3 separate regions of the Homo sapiens genome follow, and regions 1 and 2 are each linked to region 3. The links are chromatin contacts, found by Hi-C or POLR2A ChIA-PET in ENCODE. All regions are on one chromosome and are shown on one strand. Each heading gives the region's core, a stretch centred on a gene start or an enhancer-like site at or near the end of the contact. The rest is flanking DNA. Distances are from core to core; before and after follow the strand shown. Region 1 has its middle 30 kb from the start of LINC02242. Region 2 holds the start of LINC02242 (long intergenic non-protein coding RNA 2242). Region 3 has its middle 21 kb from the start of LINC02997.

Region 1 (4,359 bases), core at 19-2,518, 96 kb after region 3:
ATGAATTGCAGGCATAATGTCAGATGGGTCCCCACCGTCCCAGCTTACAAGTCCCATAGTTGGTTACAGATGAAAGTCCACAGAGATAGATAAGGAGATGAAAAATGCTGGCTGCTTGAATCCCTCCTCCTGTGAACTCATTATGTGCATAAAGTGAGAGAATACTTTAATGAGACCCCAGACTTTGGGAGCCACAACCATGTGAGCATTCAGAGTCAAGAAAGACCTGCATCTGAGACCGCACGCATATTGCACAATCTTTTCATTCATTCCCCCCAACCTTCCCAGCCCCAGAAATAGAACATTCTATAGAGAGCACCATTCAGAGATATTGAGCCTACATCCTACAAGAAATCATGCCTCATGACAAGCAGATTCTTAATGTCTGCGATCAGAAGGTGAGTACCTAATCCAAGTCCAGCATTCTCACTTTCTAAGCTTCCATCTATCAAAGTCACTGCCCCTCATATCATTTCCATGTCCCCAGATATTGTTCAGACTCTTCTTGCTGCACTTCTTTCAGCCATTCTCTTTCTTATTCTACTCTGATACTACTCGTTGAGTGGTTATTGGTGACTTGTAACTTTGCTCATTTATCAACGCTATGCCCAAAGCAACAGTAGAAAATTCGTGGGATTTGGAGTGAGGCAGACTTAGATTTTATTTTATTTCTTTTGTCTGTTAGTAGCACAGCTTGAACAAGATGCTTAACTTCTCATCTGTAATCCTTGCAGGGTGGCTGGAAGAATTAACTCATCCCTTCAGTCAGCAAATGTTCATTAAGCATCCTAAAGCAGGAAAAGCATAAAGCGCAGTACCTAGCACACAATAAGTACATAATAAATAGCAATTATGCTTATTTTTTGGAGAAAATTGCAATAGAAATGGAAGTAACATTAATTACCAGTCTGACCTAGATCCCACATCCTTAGTCACTTTATTCAAAGCTCAGTAAATATTGATCCATTGAGTATTGTTCCCCTGACTTTTGCTGGTCCTCTAATTTCTAGTTTATTCTCACTGTATACAGAATTTCTTTCTTGGCTTGGCTCCTCCAGAATTCTCAGGTTATCTCAGCCCTTGTCTTTTCCTCTGGATAATGTAATCATCTACAGGAATTTGAACTCCTTCGCAAGCTACATGTATCAAGTAACACTCACTAGAACAGTTCCTGTGATGAGGTGACACTGCATGGCATTCTGCAAAACCTCCACCTGCCATATGGTGTGGCAAATGTCATGAGGTATTGCTTCCTTCATTCCAGTGCAGCTTGCCAGAAACCTGATGCCACCTCCGCAACACACAACACCAATGGCTTAACTGTACTCAGGCTGTCAAAAGTGACTACTTTGAATGTTCTAACCCCATGGATTCTCTCAAGTCTCCACAATCCAACAGAGCTTGGGTTTCCTGAGTTCATCCCCCTCAGTACAGCTCTCTAGTTTCATTTTAATTGTGTTGGTTTTCACCATCAGTTCTTAGAATTGGTTCTAAGTTAACAAGAGTGTTCCTAGCATAATTACCAAGTGACTGTTTGTTGAGTATTTGTGGTTAATAAGCCCCAGCTAATAATCTCAGAACTTTAAGGAACTTGTCTATAATTGTTTATGAGTGTTTTGACTATTGCATTTTTTTACTTAGAAAAAAACCACTAATTATGATTGCATTTTCTGTTTGGCGTAGAGCTTATTTATGTCATTAAGTGACAGCTTCTACAACATGGGTATCTAGAGGGCCTTGCTTTTCTTTAGCTGAATATATTGCCTAATTTATAACCACATGTATAGCTAATTGGTCAAATTAGTTGTTTTACATAAAAAACCCTCAAACAGCAAGGTTTTAGTTTACTTTTATTAGTGATATCTTTAAGGTTAGCTATTCAGCAACATAATTTATTCTTGACCTCTCCCAGCCTGTATTTATTAATTGCCTCACTGCTATTTTTATATTTGTTTCTAGAGTTGCTAATTCAAATCCCTAAATGAAGTGGTAAGAGAGTGGCATGAAGGAGAGGGCTGAAAAGATGAGCGTATGCCCCACATAGGCCTGGAAGTCCAGTGTTTCTAGGGATTCAGATTGTTCAGAATATTAATAAAATAGATATCTGAGGCCAAAAACTATTGATAAACCAGACTTAATTTATGTGATAGCAGTTTACAACCGCAGATTTACTGTATTAAAGTTTTTGTTTCCATAGTATTCTTTAAATAATAGAGGCCAAGGCACTCTCACATTGAGGTCTATGTAATCAGAGACAGAGTACATTTCATCATGCAAAGAATATTATTTTGTGATTTCAGACATATTTTGGAGTTTTAGAGGTTTATTGGTTGATCTGACAACCTTTTATTGCTTTAGAGAATGTATGAAAGACAGAGAAAGAGAGAGAGAGAGGAGAGAGAGTGAAATGACCCTCTTTAGTTCTATATCCAGGCTTTTCCTTGTTAGTATAATGTATATGCATTTGTAGGACTTGAAGTGTTTCTATATTCGTAATAATCTCTCAGAGACTTTTCTCTCATAGTTATTAAAGCTATGGTGTTTGTATAATTCAGATTTTCCCCATTAATCTTAAGGATCTTGGCAAAAGAAGCATCTTACTAACATTTTGGTTGACAGATCCACAGATTTGTTACTGAGTGCTTGATAATGCTCTCTCCCTCTGGTTGGCATATCATGTTCCCCTGACTTTCACAGAATGTTAAAATGTTACTAGAATCTAAATTCCCCATTTTCTTAATCATCTGTTTCCTTACAATTTTCTGGTATGCTCTTATTATTATTTTTTTTCTGTGTGCCCATCCTGCGGGGAAGAAAGAAGTCATGGCCATTGTGGGTTAGCCCTAGTCTCTACTGGGTACCTAGACAGGGAACCTGACAGAATCTTAGTAGGCTCACATAGAGATAAATGCTTCTGGAGGGAGGAGACTCAAAGGAGAAAAAAGTGAAAGGAAAAAAAAATTTCATCCTTTTAAAAACTTTATGATATCTTTGACAAGTATGATTGAAACTTCTGTTGGAGAACAACTAGGGGACCATGTGCTTACCTGAAAAAGCTCTAGCCCTTCCTAGTAGCCTTTACTATCAGCGCCTGAAGACCACATATTTAATGTTCAAAAGCATACTTCCCTTTTCAACAGTGTGTGCTAATTCTTAGATAGATCAGAAGAAATATGATCTGTTACTTAGCAGAGATTTTGCTTATTTTACCCCAGCAGGATATTTTCTTACTCTGGTAAATTTCAGGTTCCCTGTATTCAGCCTATTTTTTCAATAAATTGGTTTTAAAATTCAACAGAAGACTAAATTTCTGGAGCATTCATTGAGATCGTTGGAATCATGATGTGGTAGATACTGTCACATACTACTCAGATGGCTCCTTTAGGGCCGAAGTGCTCATTTCCTCCTCTAACAGGACTGTGGGCTGCTGAGGACTCACAGTTGAGCCTTTACCCCATAATTGCCCGCAGACAAAGGGAGCTGCCTTACTCAAGTTTACACAAATTTTCTGGAGGCAACTTGTGTCCAATGACTGGTTCAAGTGGCCTTCTTGCCTCAAGTTGGTACACCACTAAAGCACCATCACAGTGCCATAGACCCCAGTGAGGTCAGTTAAGAACTCTGCTGCCACCACATTGTAACTCAATTTCTCCTTCTCACAGCCTTGCTTCACTCATTTCTCCTGCAAATTTCTTGCAAAAAAAATCTCTACTTCAGGGTCTGTTTTCTGGGAAATCTACAAAAAGAGTTGATACTGGCAGTAGCACTAGGAAGCAGACTCTAAATTGGAATTTTATTTGAATAAAGAACTTGATTACCTGCCCGTCAGCTGCTAATGAAGACCCTGTCACTAGTGGTAGGTACTAATAGCCCCCAGTGTGCTGGAGTAGAATTATTAATGCTATTATTATCAGTGGTGAACCAAAATGAGATACCAGCTAAAACAAATGCACTTATTGGTGTAATGTCTCAGGAGAGTTTGAGAAGTATGGAGGAAGTAGTATTTATAAAGATTATGCATTTGGATGGCTGCTCTGGTGCTACTTTATATTGGGAAAAGACAGCACAATACGAGGAAGATACTCCTCGACCTAAGATAAACATGAAGGTTAGAGGGTCTTACTGGCAACAGAAGGAGGCTCATCTCCAGCAACTGAAAGGCAGAAAAATCTGAGAACCAGACTCTTCCTTAATTATAAGAGTATCAGAGCTTCAGAGAAAGTTGAATTCTCAACCTCAAGCACTTTACTTCACAACAATCAATTTCCAAACTTGTTCCTATATCTCATTGATGAAAAGGTATGCCATGGTGCAATAAGAAAAGACCCTCCAGCACCACAGCAAGTGTGTATAGGAATA
Region 2 (4,213 bases), core at 1,070-3,569, 130 kb after region 3:
GATGGAGTGAAAAAGCAGATACAGCCAGGAGGTATGTCCGATGTGAACAGGTGCAAGACTCTCACAAGATGCTGGTTCTCCTCTTGCTAAAGACCAATGACAACAGAGTGAAGAGGGGACCATTCTGGTGATGTTTCCATGACAGCACATGAAACCCCGAAACCCCAAATCTTGTGAGAAGAGCTGCCAAACCTTTGAAAACACCACAACCACAGGGACTCCTAAAGCTTTTAGTAGAGTATCCCCCTTTACCCCCCAGAAGAAAAGTATTCAATTGACCCATCTAGTTAAATGAACTATTCACCTTCTGCTCTTGTGGTCTATAATTGTCATCCCATTGCTTAGGAATCAAGGATGCATCCATGCAGGGACCCAGCTAAAAGCAAGGAGAAGGAAAATTAATTTGTATCTAGCTTATCTTTTTTGAGTAAGCCATGAAACAACTGCATACTTTATGTCTTGGATCAACAAGGGAGCCATGCCAAATGTCAGATTAAATATTCCACAGCTGAAGTGTTTGCATAGCTTTTCAGTGGCTACCATTTAAAGAAAGAAAAACAATGATGGGACTTAAAAAAAAAATACTCCCTTAGCTTCACATGCTCACAGTGTACTGCCAGCAATTGCTCTCAACTTGGAAGGCCAGGCCATGCGTATCTTGTCCGTGGAGTGTCGGTGCCAGCTGGCAAGCAGAACCCTGTGCTTCCATTCCCTCCAGGAGCATGAAGCCCCACTGTGCATCTTGAAGGCCACAGCCGCACTGCTGTATTGTTTAACCCATAACTGCTCTGGCTAAGGAGCAAGTCATATAAAGAAGGAATTTCCTGGTTCTTGAAGTGTCTATCATGTTTCACCAATGAGTTTGCATTCGCCGCATGTGTTTTCAGTTTGGGTTGGCTCTGTGGGGATGCCGAGGAAACTGGAGACAGATCTTTATTGAAACAGAATAATAAGTCTGAACAAATCAGCTTTATTGTCATTGGCTCTGGTGTGGTTTGGATTAATTTCAGCTTTATATTTCTAAAGGATTGCTTAAGAGGTGATGCTCTCCAATTCCAGGTTATGTAAAGGAAGGGAGAGAACTGACATACCTTAAGTAACTACTAAGTGTCAGGAGCTTGCCTGCATTATCTCAATTACTTTTCCTAACAATCCAATAAAGTCGTTGTTCCTCCATTCATCTTACTGATGAGAAAACGGAGGTGCTGAGAGGGTCATTCACTTGCCTGATGTAGCACAGTTAGGAATACAGCTGTGGAGTACAATTGGTTTGTTTCATCTTAGATCTGCTGATCATTTTCTGTGACCTTGGGCAAGTCACTTCACCTCTCTGCTCTAACTTTCGCATCTTCAAAACGTGAATGATAATGAGAATCCTTCACAGAGAGTTAAAGAAAGCAATGTGTGTAAGGTGATCAGTGCAGGTAACTGGTCAATAAATTCAGCCATTGTTATATGACAGTGCGGAGACTGAAACCTAGTGCAGCTCCCTTCCAAGCTGGTGCTGATTTCCCTCACCAGTCTAGAGATCAGTGCCACCCTTCTCCATGGGGAAGGTTTAGGTGGAACTGATACTCGAGAGACTAAAATTACAGGGTGATTTAACATCCTTGCTTTAAAAGTATATTCCCTATTGGGGCAAACAAAGCCTGTAGTTCTGGCTCAGGCTTGTATTTTGGAAAAAAAAAAAAAAAAAAAAAAAAGCTCTCTGAAAAGGAAGTAGGAGAAGAGAGAAGTGATGTGAGATGTGGAAGTTGCAGGGCTGTCATCTCACTGTCCTGGCCAGTTGCTTGGATTCAGGATGAAAAAAGGAAAAGTTGCCTGGTAATATGTTTTCTCATGACAGCTGATGTCTAGTCTGTTCACTGCAGCAAAAGTGGAGCTTAACCGATGATTTTTAACAGGCATCACCATCATAATGCCTGGCATCCTGGTGCTCAAACCCCACCTGAGTGCTTCCCACGTGCCAGGCTTTCGGCTGGCCTTGGGATACAGAGATGAGTAAGACATGGTCCCAGTTCTTGCAGAGCTCCCAGATGAGTGATCAAATGAGCCTTAGAGCACAGAGATCTTGCTCACCATAGAGAGAAACTATTTATATTCTAGACCCTGTAGAATCATCCAGAAGGAAGCCTTGTACACATCATTATCTATCACATAACCAGGAATTTTTGAAGCTTTGTGAAGCAGCTTAGGTAACTTTTAAAACAATCCTCAGTGAGAAAACAAATTCCACAAGTAGGAGGGAGGCCGCCCATAATGCAACCAACTTGGTTAATCACTTGGAAGTTCTTCCAGTCTTGCGAGGACTTCTTGGGCACTAGTTGTACCAATAACTAACCCCAAGGAATTGGACTCAGAAGAGCAATACAAATTGCAGCCTTGCCACTTACGAGCTGAGAGATCTTAGCCAAAATAACTCAATCTGTCTGAGTTGTATTTTTTATCAGTCGACTGAAGATGAATAATATTCAGGCTACAAGTTTATCAAAGAGTTAATAGGTGAGTATCTATGAAAGCCCTTTTTATTCAGTAAAGATGTATATACATTTGTTCTTGTTACTTCTCTTCATACTTTCACTTTCATTTATTTTGTATAAAATTTGCATAGTGTGACTTTTAGATTTTGGGCTTCTTGCTTTCTAGTTTGATGTTTATGAATACTTCAATAAAGAGAGGGTGGAAAAGGATAGCAACACTGAGCAATTTTTTAGTATCACATCCATGAGGAGCCATAGGTAAAAAGAGGTGACTGAAACTATGATTCTAAAGCCTAAGCAATATTCCCAAGGTGAGAAATCTAGTACGAAGTTGAATTGGGACATCAGCTACTGTCTGCTTGACTTCAAAGCACAGGTTCTTAACTACAATCTACCTTGTGTCTGAAAATGATGATAATATTAATAATCTGAAATGGGAAAGGATGACTAATAGCAATGTTCATTCATTATGTTTATAGGAAAATGAAAAGTGATGTTTATGGCTTTTCTTTGAGGGGAGAATAAGAATTAAAAACCTGTACTTATTGTTAGGAATTTATGAAATATGATCTAAGCAAAAGACAAGTAAAAACTATGAAATATTATGAAAATTTGTGGTGTCTTTTTACAAGCCCCTTCTCTAGGGTCTTGTGTCATTATCACCCTTAGCTGGAAATAATCTCAACTCTGAATTCCCAGAACCACTTTGAAGAATCTTTTGTGTGATTAAGACTCCTGGCTGGGCGCAGTGGCTCACTCCTGTAACCCCAGCACTTTGGCAGGCCGAGGCAGGTGGATCACTTGATCTCAGGAGTTTGAGAACAGCCTGGTGAACATGGCAAAACCTCATCTCTACTAAAAATACAAAACTTAGCCAGGCATGGTGTTGCACGCCTGTAATTCTAGCTACTTGGGAGGCTGGGGCACAAGAATCACTTGAACTTGGGAGGCGGAGGTTGCAGTGAGCCGAGATCGCGACACTGCACTCCAACCTGGGCGACGGAGTGAGACTCTGTCTTACAAAATAAATAAATATAAATAAATAACCGGCGGCCTCAGGGTATTTGCACTTGCTGCTCCCTCTGCCTGGTACATTTTTTTCCCAAAAACCTCTTGGATCATTGCTCCCTTCATGGACACATATGCTCAAATGTCCCTTATCAGACAGACCTGACTAGAGCTTTTCTTATCACTTTGTACAAAATGGCCATGTGCCCCTTATTACTCTTATCTATTGTCTTACTTTATTTTTCTTCAAAGCACTTCCCACCACCAGACATATTTAACATTTTATATATTGACTGCTTCCCAAACTCAGATACAAATTCTCTAAGAACACAGAATTTCTTTTGTTTACTGCAGTCTCCCGAACATCTAGAATAACACCTGGCACATAGTTAAATGCTCAAAGCATATTTGTTAAATAAATGAATGAACAAAGAATTAATGAATATGGCCCTTTATACTTTGTATTTTTGTTGGTTATATGAGTCTTACATCACCTGGGAAATTGAACTTTCTGAGGGCAAGGTCTATGTCTGATTCACTTTCAAATCTCTCTAGGTTCTAACATAGTACTTAAAATTGATTGAAAATTTACATAGATTTCATATACAAGTGTCTCATTTGTGGCCTAACAACTCTACACAATAGATTGGTATTCTTATTCCTATCTGTCTTAGGTTAGGCTGCTATAACAGAATAGCATAGACTGGGTGGTTTAACCAACAGAC
Region 3 (4,564 bases), core at 154-2,653:
CTACTCTTCTCATCTGTACGCCAATGGGATCCAGCAAAGATGGGTGCCAGAACAAAGCAAAGCGGAAGAGGATGCCAGAGGGAAACCATGATAACTTTGTGGGGTTTTTTTTTTTTTTTTTTGCATTACAAGATAACTTTTTCTTTTCCTTTAAGACGTTTAATAGCATTTACTAAGATATCACTTGTTTGTCTTCATTCATATATTGCTCTATACTGAGTTAACCATAATTGTATGTGTCTTATCTTTTTATTTAGACTGTGTGCCCTCTGAGAAAAAGTATTTTTTAAATACTAGTATTTCTGGCATTTAATATTGTGTTGAAACATAGGAAATACAACAATGTTTGATGAATAAATAAATGCCACAGATGAGAAAGAAACTTTCTCATAATTTTCTCTATAATGAATTTGCTCTATAAAATGAGATTAAGAAGTCCACCCAAGGAATTTAATGACAGAAGTGGAACAAGAAACCAAAGACCTTGGCCTCCCTTCACCCCTCAAATCCAGCACTTTCCACAGTACCACACTCAAAATTCAGAAAGCTCAGGCTTGGAAGCCTTCAGATGCCTTCCTGGCAGGACTGTGTTAGGCACACCAGAATTGCATGAGACGACGCCTATGGTCTGTGCTGTTATGAAATATCATAACAGTGATCCAGTGGCTTTGATGTCTGCCAACAATTGCAAGTAAAGAAAGTGGTTTAATGACACAGGCATACTGTGAGCAAAATCCTTAGGTTGGCTCCTTTTGCCCTATAATATTTGTATGTGTAAGGAAACCTTTTACCCCTTCTACAGCTCTCTCTTTCCTTGAAAAGTCCCAAATATTAACCCTGAGAGATGACTTTCTACTTGCCACTGTAGAAAGAGTACTTACTTATCTGATATTACATACCACTCCTTCTTTGTCTCTGTGTTAATAACTTAATAATCTTGGGTGCACTTCCTGGAGTCCATAGACAAGAGGTAATAATTTTTCTCCTCACCATTATTCCTTTTCTGTTTTGTAAACTTACCCAGTATAGTACAATGATCTTCAACACCAAAAATTAGTTGGCAACTAAGTTGTAAGTTATGAATAATCCCCCAGTTATTTCCTCTGGGTAGGTTCATTGATTAGGATGTATTTTTCTCTTTCAACCTTATCTTTTAAAGGTCTTGTGAAGTTTTACCTTACATTTATTGCCCAGCAGACTAGAAAGACAGGAGAGAAGTGGTGGCAAGAAGAGCTGAATGGAATCGTTGATTATAATTGACAAAGAACTGCAGTGTGTGTGCAGAAAACAAAGAGACCTTTGTGTTGGTGGGAAGCATGTGACCGGCCGCCCTAATTTGGTCAGAGCTGTTCCATTTGCTCATCTACTTCTCTGGATGTTCTTCAAGATTCTGATTGAACCTGGTCTTTTCCACAACCTTTCCCATTTTCCCTGAGTCATCTTAGGGGATAAGAGCAAGAGAAGACTCCTGTTAACAGCCATATGATTCACCCTTCAGGCCTTTCCCTCAATTTTCTAAAACATAGTCTTGAAATAGTTTTGATCATGGATTAAATCAGTACAACATATACCCCATTTGTAAGTTATCCTCATGTACTGCCTATTCTGATACTTTATGCTAATATATTATGTAACATAAAACACACAAAAATTAGATTTAAAAAGATGAAAAATGAATGCAAATAGCAATTTTCTTAGTATTTTTCCTCTGCACCCTAATGCATCACCTTGTATACCTCCAGGGTGTTTACACCCTATTTTGGAGGCTCTTACCAAAAGATACTTATGAGTTGACCAAAGACAAATACAGTCCAATCTGAGAAGCTGCATCCTCTTTTTGAGGTCATTTGGGATTGTGACAACCAGGCAGCTTCCTCATGTTTCTGGATACTGCTGGGAAGACTGTTCCAAAAGGTACCCAAAAGCAAATACCCAACCCCAGTGTTCTAGAGACCAAAAATCTAGTCCCAGCCCTATCATTAACCAGCTCTACAACTCTAAGAAACTCATTTAAACTCTCTGAATTTGTCATTGGTGAAACAAAAACAAAAACGAAAAAACTTTCTTGCCCATTTCACCTAATTGCTATAAATATCAAAGACGGCAAGGGATTTGCAAGAATTTCTAAAAGAATAACACAGAATACAACTATAAGGTAGTATTGTTATTATTTTTAAAGATAGTGGAAGGAAGGAATATCCTACCTGCTCCCCTGCCCTCTGCACTGTTCATTGCATCAACAAAACTAACTCAATGCAGACACCCTCCCTCTTGCCCTCCTGTACTGTGTAAATGATCACTGGTGAAAATTGAAGCTGTTTAGTTTTAGATTTTAGTGAATACTTTCCCAACTCTTCCTCCCAAGATTTTAGAATCATAAAAGGTAAGAGGAAGATAATAATTTTAGAGTTGAAGGTAGCTGAAAGATTATCCCAGCTAGTATTCTTATTTTGTGGATGAAAATATTGAAGCTGAGTGAATTTCAGAGAGGCTAAATGATTTCTCCAGGATCACACAGCTAGGAAAGGAGCCACATCAGACCCTGAGAGCCATATTGGAACCTATTTTGGAATCCTTTTTTTTTTTTTCCTACAATGCTGCTACGGTTCCTTTCCTTCTTTCCATGCTGACTGCCAGGGCTGCTTCACATCATTATGGTACTCTAGTCAATCATTTATAATTCCTCTTCAGCTGTGTTTCTCTCAGGAGCAAACTATGTCTGTATTCTCCATTGCAAAAGATTCTCTTCTTTTGCATCCATATCTTTAAGTCTTACAAGTCAATTCCATCCCCCTAAACTGTCTCCAATTCTTTCTTACTGTTATTCAACTCCTACTCTGATCACCTCGTTAGCTACCCGTGATGTTTCCTTGTCAGGAAAGGACTGTGGATTAGATGGCCAGAGGTGGCCATTTAACTTGTCACGGAAGGCGTCTGCCTCTTCCAGAGCACTGACAGCTGTTGTGTCAGTCACACAAGGTAAAATAACCTTCTCACAGAGTAAAAATAAAATGGTAAACATAACCTTCTTACACAAGTCTCACACCAAAAGTAGGCGTGAATATTTTGGAGAGAATTTAGAAACGGGTGATAGAGATGGCACAGGCAGAAGCTGGTTAGATGGATATGTGTCCCTCCCTTCCAGGGTTTTTGTTTCTAACCAGGAGGTTAGAAACCATCCTTTTTCTTCTTTTTTCCCTTTCTTCCTTTGGCACCAGCCACTCCCGACCTCCCAAATACCCACCCAAATCCATCTCAGATTTAATGTGAAATTATGTTCATGTTGTATTTTCAATGGTTCCTGTTTTCTTCTACCTAGATCACTTTTAGGTATTTAATGGTCAAATATTCTCTATGAGTAAGATAGATTAAATCTCAGGATCCATGCTTCTAATGGGGCAAAAGTGAATTACTGAACACATTTAATAAAATGTCTCAGAAGGAAGCCTTGGCCCAAGTCATCACTGTAAGATGAGTAGCCAGAGATCTGAAGCAAAGAGCTGGCAAGATTTTTTGTGATTTCCATTTATTCTTGGCTTTGTTTTTATCAAACGTCCACTTGGGGTGTAATAGGATCAGAATGCAAATAGATCACCAGCATGACTTTTGAGAACAAAGAAAAATTTATATATACTCTGTTACCAATTTGTCTTTTAGGAATATCTGGCCATTTAAATATTTATGTCACCCAGTTTGTACGTGGAAGAAAGGCCAGCATTTTCTAGTTTGTTTTTCCCCCACCTGAGTGTTATGTGGTACATCTGACACCAGAGCACCTACTGAGGCTCCTAGCATAGGGCAGGTGTTCCATAAATGATTACTAAGTTTAACTGACTTGTGTTCAAAACCCTGATAACTGCAGTCAAAAAGCTGAAACGTTTCTCTTTGTCTAAATGTTAATGTTAAACACAATGCGAGCTCAAGATAAAAAAAAAAAGTAGAAAATGGTGAGTTAGAGGAAGGGGAGATAGGACAGCAGACATCATGCTCTGAGAACTAGTCTAAAATGTCGCAAGAGGTGGATGGCATGAAAGGCCAGTGTTTCCTGGAATGTGTCATAAGACTCTGAAGATAAGAGATCTGCTAAATAGTCACTAAAGGGAAGTGAACCTTGAGCACAAAAGATGTAGGAGGTAGAGGGGTAAGCCCGGAGGTTGCTGCAGCCAGGAAGGAGCCTGGATTTGCCCCACCCATCACCTCCTCTGCCTTCACTCCCATTCTAGACCCCACACGTTGGCTCATGTTCAGTGCAGGTACAGGGTACAGGCTGAGTGCTTTCCAGGCTCACCCTGCCAGAGTTTACCAGGCAGAAAGGAGAAGCAGGGAATGACTCCTTGCTTCTCCACCTCTCACTCCACCCCTGCCAGAAATTTAAAATATTTGATGGCAAAGAAACAATCTTTCCAACTGCTGAACTCTGACACTGCGTACAACATTGTCCAAACACTTCTGCTGCTGGCCTTTGTTAGAGGTTTTTTGCTCTGAAGCCACACAGGTCCCTATGTATGTGTTTGGGCCAGAGGCAGGGGTGGGCAGTGAGCTTTAACCTTGAACCACATTTACT

Evidence for each region. A loop is a pair of places that touch in the nucleus more often than their neighbours do. ChIA-PET counts read pairs that join two places held with the same protein, here RNA polymerase II (POLR2A). Pooled maps may share reads with other maps.
Region 1: a map of psoas muscle shows a loop between it and region 3 (2.7-fold over the local background). The contact joins two enhancer-like sites. A Hi-C loop is called at or near these places in 1 of 168 maps with a recorded cell type or tissue (psoas muscle) and 1 of 50 pooled maps. POLR2A ChIA-PET finds 5 or more read pairs at or near these places in 1 of 52 experiments (OCI-LY7).
Region 2: a loop to region 3 is called in a map of Calu3, with 11 times the contacts of the local background. The contact joins the promoter of LINC02242 here to the enhancer-like site in region 3. A Hi-C loop is called at or near these places in 1 of 168 maps with a recorded cell type or tissue (Calu3). POLR2A ChIA-PET finds 5 or more read pairs at or near these places in 3 of 52 experiments (MCF 10A, T-cell and activated T-cell).

The regions. Positions count from the first base shown.
Region 1 is chr5:67,674,685-67,679,043 of GRCh38, reverse strand. No RefSeq gene overlaps it. Among named protein-coding and RNA genes, the nearest start is that of LINC02242, 30 kb to the right of the region's middle. Within about 2 kb of position 1,268, at least 2 of the 41 ENCODE cell types and tissues checked have a DNase peak (open chromatin) inside an H3K27ac peak, as active enhancers do.
Region 2 is chr5:67,644,895-67,649,107 of GRCh38, reverse strand. LINC02242 (long intergenic non-protein coding RNA 2242) reads left to right here and starts at 2,319. Exons shown (of 3, transcript NR_147169.1): 1 at 2,319-2,502.
Region 3 is chr5:67,770,375-67,774,938 of GRCh38, reverse strand. No RefSeq gene overlaps it. Among named protein-coding and RNA genes, the nearest start is that of LINC02997, 21 kb to the left of the region's middle. RefSeq lists a silencer at 464-758. Within about 2 kb of position 1,403, at least 9 of the 41 ENCODE cell types and tissues checked have a DNase peak (open chromatin) inside an H3K27ac peak, as active enhancers do.